Regions from separate parts of the Homo sapiens genome. Here region 2 is linked to region 1. Evidence: chromatin contacts called from ENCODE Hi-C data. All regions are on one chromosome and are shown on one strand. The core of a region is the stretch at or near the end of the contact, and the rest is flanking DNA. Distances in the headings are between cores, read along the strand shown. Region 1 holds the start of TMEM39A (transmembrane protein 39A). Region 2 holds the start of WDR5B-DT (WDR5B divergent transcript).

Evidence for each region. A loop is a pair of places that touch in the nucleus more often than their neighbours do. Pooled maps may share reads with other maps.
Region 2: a loop to region 1 is called in a pooled map, with 17 times the contacts of the local background. The contact joins the promoter of WDR5B-DT here to the promoter of TMEM39A in region 1. A Hi-C loop is called at or near these places in 8 of 50 pooled maps.

The regions. Positions count from the first base shown.
Region 1 is chr3:119,462,154-119,465,067 of GRCh38, reverse strand. It overlaps TMEM39A (transmembrane protein 39A), which reads left to right and starts at 1,453. Exons shown (of 9, transcript NM_018266.3): 1 at 1,453-1,732. RefSeq lists enhancers at 1,203-1,262, 1,293-1,782.
Region 2 is chr3:122,414,674-122,417,587 of GRCh38, reverse strand. It overlaps WDR5B-DT (WDR5B divergent transcript), which reads right to left and starts at 1,382. Exons shown (of 3, transcript NR_125405.1): 1 at 1,338-1,382. It overlaps WDR5B (WD repeat domain 5B), which reads left to right and starts at 1,526. Exons shown (of 1, transcript NM_019069.4): 1 at 1,526-2,914. The coding sequence starts at 2,060. RefSeq lists enhancers at 1-728, 832-1,031, 1,192-1,241, 1,272-1,511, 729-1,546 and 1 more.

The DNA.
Region 1 (2,914 bases), core at 204-2,703:
TAAGTGACAGCTCTGTGGTACATTAGGACATTAGGAATATTTGGGAATATTAGCAACTTTACTGGTTTCGATATCAGTCATTCTGGCTCTAAATTCTGGTTCTGGCTCTTATTAGCCAGGCTATTTTCTTTTTTTTCTATTATTATTATTATTATTTTTGAGACAGGGTCTCTCTCTGTTGCCCAGGCTGGAGTGCAGTGGCACAATCTCGGCTCACTGCAAACTTGACCTCCAGGGCTCAAGTGATCCTCCCACCTCAGCCTCCCAAGTAGCTGGGACTACAGGTGTGAGCCACCATGCCCGATTTATTTTTTTACTTTTTTCATAGAGACAAGGTTCCACTATATTGCTCAGGGTGGTCTCAAACTCTTGGGCTCAAGTGATCCTCCTGCCTTGGCCTCCCAGTGTTGGAATTACAGTCATGAGCCACCCTGCCTGGCCAGGCAGGCTATTTTCAACAAGCTACTTAACTTCTCTTAACTTCAGTTTCTTCTGTAAAATAATAACCATAGTAGAAGCTATCAAAATGTGAGATTTAAATGAAATGTGTAAAGCTACTAATCCAGTGCCTGACACAACAAAATTCTTAATAAAGGTTAATCATTCAATCAATACAAACAACTTTCTATTAAGGAGATTAAAATCTCTGGAGTGAAAGATTACACAAATGCTCCTTTTGACACTCTTATCTTCTTCTAATACCAAACTATTGTCAATTCCTGAACTCAAGATGACGTTGCTCACAGATCTTTACCTTTTTATCTGCCACTTCTCCAGGAGGACTGCCATTCTCCCACAAAGCCCCTATGCCTTTGTGGAGTCTTGGCTGAAACCCCAAGCTCTCTGCAAAGCTTTTCTTGGTATTGACATCACCACCATCCCACAGAATTCGTTAGTGTTACATGCTATCTCTGGACCTTGGACACACTTTTAATATTGTAACAAATGGTAATTACTGTATTTTCTTAGTGTCGCCTCTCTTCCACTAGACTCTGAGCTTTTGTGGTATTCGCTTTGTAACCACAGCATCTGTCTAGTTCTTAGCAAACAATAAGCGCAGGGTTGGATGCTGACGCATGACTTCATGACTTGGGCTCCCTCACTTAGCAGTAACGTGACCCTAGGTGACACCTCCTAATCTACACTCATCTGTAAAATGGCGGTGATAACTTGTACATGGTTACTACATGGAGTCCAAGAGACAGCAAGAAGGATCAGTAGCATGGTGCCCGCACCTAGCAGCCGCTAGCTGACTGAGGCCGAAAGAGGAAATGCTTTGGCCAACACTGGCCGGAAGGGGCGGGACCGCGAGTTAAGAGGAGAAGGCGCGCCCCACTGCGCAGGTGCAAATGGTAGGGGTTGTCGTGCCGGCTGATTCCGGGGACGCACTCGCGGCTGGGGCAGACCGCGGTCGCGTAGCTGACGTCATCGCCGTGCGCTGCCACGTCTGCTCAGCTCCGCGGTAATGGAGGCTAGGGATGGGTGCTGAAGTATCAGGCTCTGGCTCTAGCTTTAGCTCTGGCACTGGAACTGCGTCGGAGTCTGGGTCTGAGTCTGGCAGCCCGAAGCCTGGACACCTTTTCTTGATTCTCTAGGCGGGGGCTGCCTGCGTCCAAGCAGCTGGTTTGCAGCGTTCCAACGCTGGGAGGGAGTTCCCTTACCTGGGGTCCAGTCTGTAAAGTTGTCGCCGCTTTCTAGGGACCCCGCCCCACCGGCTGGGACTCTTCCATGCGTGAGTATTACTGAGCTGCCCCAAGGTCCGGCTGTCCTGGACCTGCCTCGGCCCTCTTGGGTGTGCGGCGGAGACTGCTTTGTCTACCTTTCTGCCGACTTCTCTTAGGGACCAGTCTGTTGAAGTTTGTGGTCTCCTGCAGTCCACCACACCGCATACTCTCACCTCTTCCGTCCCAGTTTTTTCCCTGCACTTTTCTTTCCCTTTGCTTGTTAATGGAGCAAGGACCAGCAGCCCCTGCATCCAGCGGTTTGAATGCTTTGTTTGACTTGGGGTTAGTTTACAGCCGAAGGCTGTTAGGAATAGGGAGCATTTGAAAACACGGGTTTTTTCCAGTGTCATCCTTGGGTTTTAGTTGTATTGTTTAGGAAACATTGGTATCCATGTTGACAGAATCATGATTTTTGCCGTAGAATGATGAAAAGAGCTTTTTTTTTTTTTTCCAGTGAGGATCTTTATCTTTTACTTGCTTCTTAATCTTGCAGTTTCAGTAATTTCTGTATGATTTTACACCAGCTTTTCTGGAGCGGGCATCCCCTTGAAGAGTTTCTTTCAATATTTTAACCCTAACATATAGAGATACCACTCGAACAGTTTTACTTTTAAACTGTTAAAAGAACTACTGGTACCCTTTCATTCCACTTCCTCAGTCCTGACAACCTCTGCAGAACAGGGGACACTCCCCCCCCCCGCCCCCCCCCCTTGAAGAAACACACTCAGAAGAACACACTCAGAAGTTAACTTATCCGGATAAGGTCAGATAATATGTGACCATCTGAGCTCACAAGCCATATCCCTTGATAACAAAACCTAATGTTTTATAAAGTGCCAATTCTTCTATATTTCAAGTAGTTTAAGTGTGAAACATTGAGCTGGAAATGTATAAGGTGTGATGTTTCTTGTAAACTTCTATTTGATTATAATATCTTACAGATGATACAAATCAGTTGACAAAAGACACAAATCATCACTTGCCTAAAGCTGAACAGAGCTTAGATCAGAACTTAGGCTTTTGACCCATTAGAGTCTGAGTAGTCCTTTAATTCGAATAACGTAAGTAGTAGACACTGGGAACATTCGTTTGAAAATCTTATTTTGTAAGGCCTGCTTACTCAGTGTTTGTCGTTGTTTTGTTGCCTACTTTAAAAATAGTCTACTGATGTTTAAATGTTTTTGTTGTCG
Region 2 (2,914 bases), core at 133-2,632, 3.0 Mb before region 1:
AGTCGGTTTATTACAGGTGACCTAACGGTGCCTGTTGTGCCTTATAAAGGCCAAGACTTTCAATTATCCCTAATAAGTATACAATAGGATACCCATTGTTTCCAAGTGCTTTTAAATTCTTGACGCTGATGAGACATTTGCATCGTGACCAGCCACCAGTAAAATCTTTTAAGCCACGTTTTTTCTGCTTTTCTTGGGCACTCTTTTTTTTTTTTTTTTTGAGACGGAGTCTCACTGTTGCCCAGGCTGGAGTGCACTGGTGGAATCTCAGCTTACTGCACCCTCCACCTCCTGGTTCATGCCATTCTCCCACCTCAGCCTCCTGAGTAGCTGGGACTACAGGCGTGCGCCATCACGCGCAGCTAATTTTTGTATTTTTAGCAGTATTGGTTGCGCCATGTTGGTCAGGCTGGTCTCGGACACCCGACCTAAAGTGTCCCGCCCGACTGGGCCTCCCAAAGTGCTGGGATTACAGGCGTGAGTGCTCGGCCTCGGGCACTCTTTACTGAGCAACAACAGGTTGGAGAAACTAGTAGGGCTTCCAGTTTTTTGGTAAACCTATTGTTTAAAAGTCTGCCTGGTCATCAGATTCCAGTCGTCTTGTTTCTGCCTCAGATGATAAAACTCTAAAATTATAGGATGTGAGATCTGGAAAATGTTTGAAAACACTAAAGGGGCACAGTAATTATGTCTTTCGTTGCAACTTCAATAGCATGTATATTTTACACACTTTCATGACCATTAATCATCTCCTAAAACTGGGGAAAGCTCTCTAAAACCTCCTTAAGAGTAACCTTATCCGTTACCCTATTCCACCAACCTCTTTGTCCTTTTCTGTTTCAAGCAACTTTGAGATACCGACTTCTCTATGGAAGCTTAAGCCGTAGATGCTAAAACAAACGTTTGCTCGTTACTCCCAGCAGAGCACCGGCTTTTAAAGGACCTCAACAGACACGTTTCTTAACCTTTACGAAACTTTTCCAGGGGAAACTTAAACCAGGAATTTTACAATCTGGCATAAATTCTGTCACCCGCCCCGTGACTCCATCGCCACACATGCCACCTGGCTCCACACCACAACAAACAGGAGGGAGCGGAACCCATGCAAAGCAGGAGCTTCCCCCGTTTCCGGCGTCTGGGTGGATCTACGTTAGCTGCCGTTTAGGCAGCTTACGCGTCAGGTGTGGGCCTAAGCCTGCAGCTAAGGTAGGCATCCGCAAATCTAGTCCTTCTCTGTGACAATTTCCAAAAAGAAATGGTTTTTGAAACAACGATCCACTGCTTCCCACACTATCCAGTTAGGTCCGGGACAGACCCTACCCAGCTAATGCACTCACCCAAGAAGGCAGTCGCTTTCGCATTTGAAGGGCGGGGCGAAAAAGACCGGAAATGAACATTGGCGACTTTTTTGCGCAGGCGCAGATGGCCGTCTCCCATTGGTCATCTCGGCTCGGTAGTGGTAGGAGGGACTTCCTTTGCACATGCGCCAGGCTGCTTTTCCGGCTTTGTTGGAGATTGACGCGGCAGTGCACACCTGCTGGTACGAGCAAAAGTAGCCGACAGGCCAGAGTTTCCAGTTTCGGTGGCTTCGTAGGCTTTTAGCTTCTGAAATCCGCTAAAAGCGGCGGTTCATTCATCTTCAAGTACCTAGCCTGACTGGTAGGGCTGCTCAGCATTCCGAAACATTTCGACCTGGGGAGGGGGGCGGCGGTGAAAGAATACTTTCTGTAGAGAGTGCCCCTCGCGTCGCCCCTGCTTTGAAGGCTTTATGTATTAACGGAATGCCGAACATTTGTGTCCTACTTGCTGACAGCGCACAGGATCCTTCTAACAGTATTTCTCAAGTACTTAACAAAAAGATGAAAACTTGAAGTCCAAGCCGTGCTGCTGATTCCGTCTCACAGTTTAAAGACTGTCCAGAAACTTTAAGCTTTCAAAACTGTACATTTTAAAATCCTGTGCGTTTATCTTCATTTTGCTGGGCAGAAAGCCAAAGTACTGGACTGCCTGGTTCAGGGCTGAACGCCTAGTACACCTGCTAACTTGGAGCTTCAGAGCCATGGCAACCAAGGAGTCAAGAGACGCCAAAGCACAGTTGGCCCTCTCCTCATCGGCCAATCAGAGCAAGGAAGTGCCTGAAAACCCAAACTATGCTCTCAAATGTACTCTTGTGGGACACACGGAAGCAGTGTCATCAGTTAAGTTTAGTCCTAATGGAGAATGGCTAGCAAGTTCTTCTGCTGATAGGCTAATCATAATTTGGGGAGCATATGATGGAAAATATGAGAAAACACTCTATGGTCATAATTTGGAAATATCGGATGTTGCCTGGTCATCAGATTCCAGTCGTCTTGTTTCTGCCTCAGATGATAAAACTCTAAAATTATGGGATGTGAGATCTGGAAAATGTTTGAAAACACTGAAGGGGCACAGTAATTATGTCTTTTGTTGTAACTTCAATCCGCCATCCAACCTTATAATCTCGGGATCTTTTGATGAGACTGTAAAAATATGGGAGGTGAAAACAGGAAAGTGTCTCAAGACTTTGTCTGCTCATTCTGACCCAGTTTCTGCTGTTCATTTTAATTGTAGTGGGTCCTTGATAGTGTCAGGTAGCTATGATGGCCTCTGTAGAATCTGGGATGCTGCATCAGGTCAGTGTTTAAAAACGCTCGTTGATGACGATAACCCTCCTGTCTCTTTTGTAAAATTTTCTCCAAATGGTAAATACATTCTCACTGCAACTTTGGACAACACTCTTAAACTATGGGATTATAGCAGAGGCAGGTGCCTGAAAACATACACTGGTCATAAGAATGAGAAATATTGCATATTTGCCAATTTTTCAGTTACTGGTGGAAAGTGGATTGTGTCTGGTTCCGAGGATAACCTGGTTTACATTTGGAACCTTCAG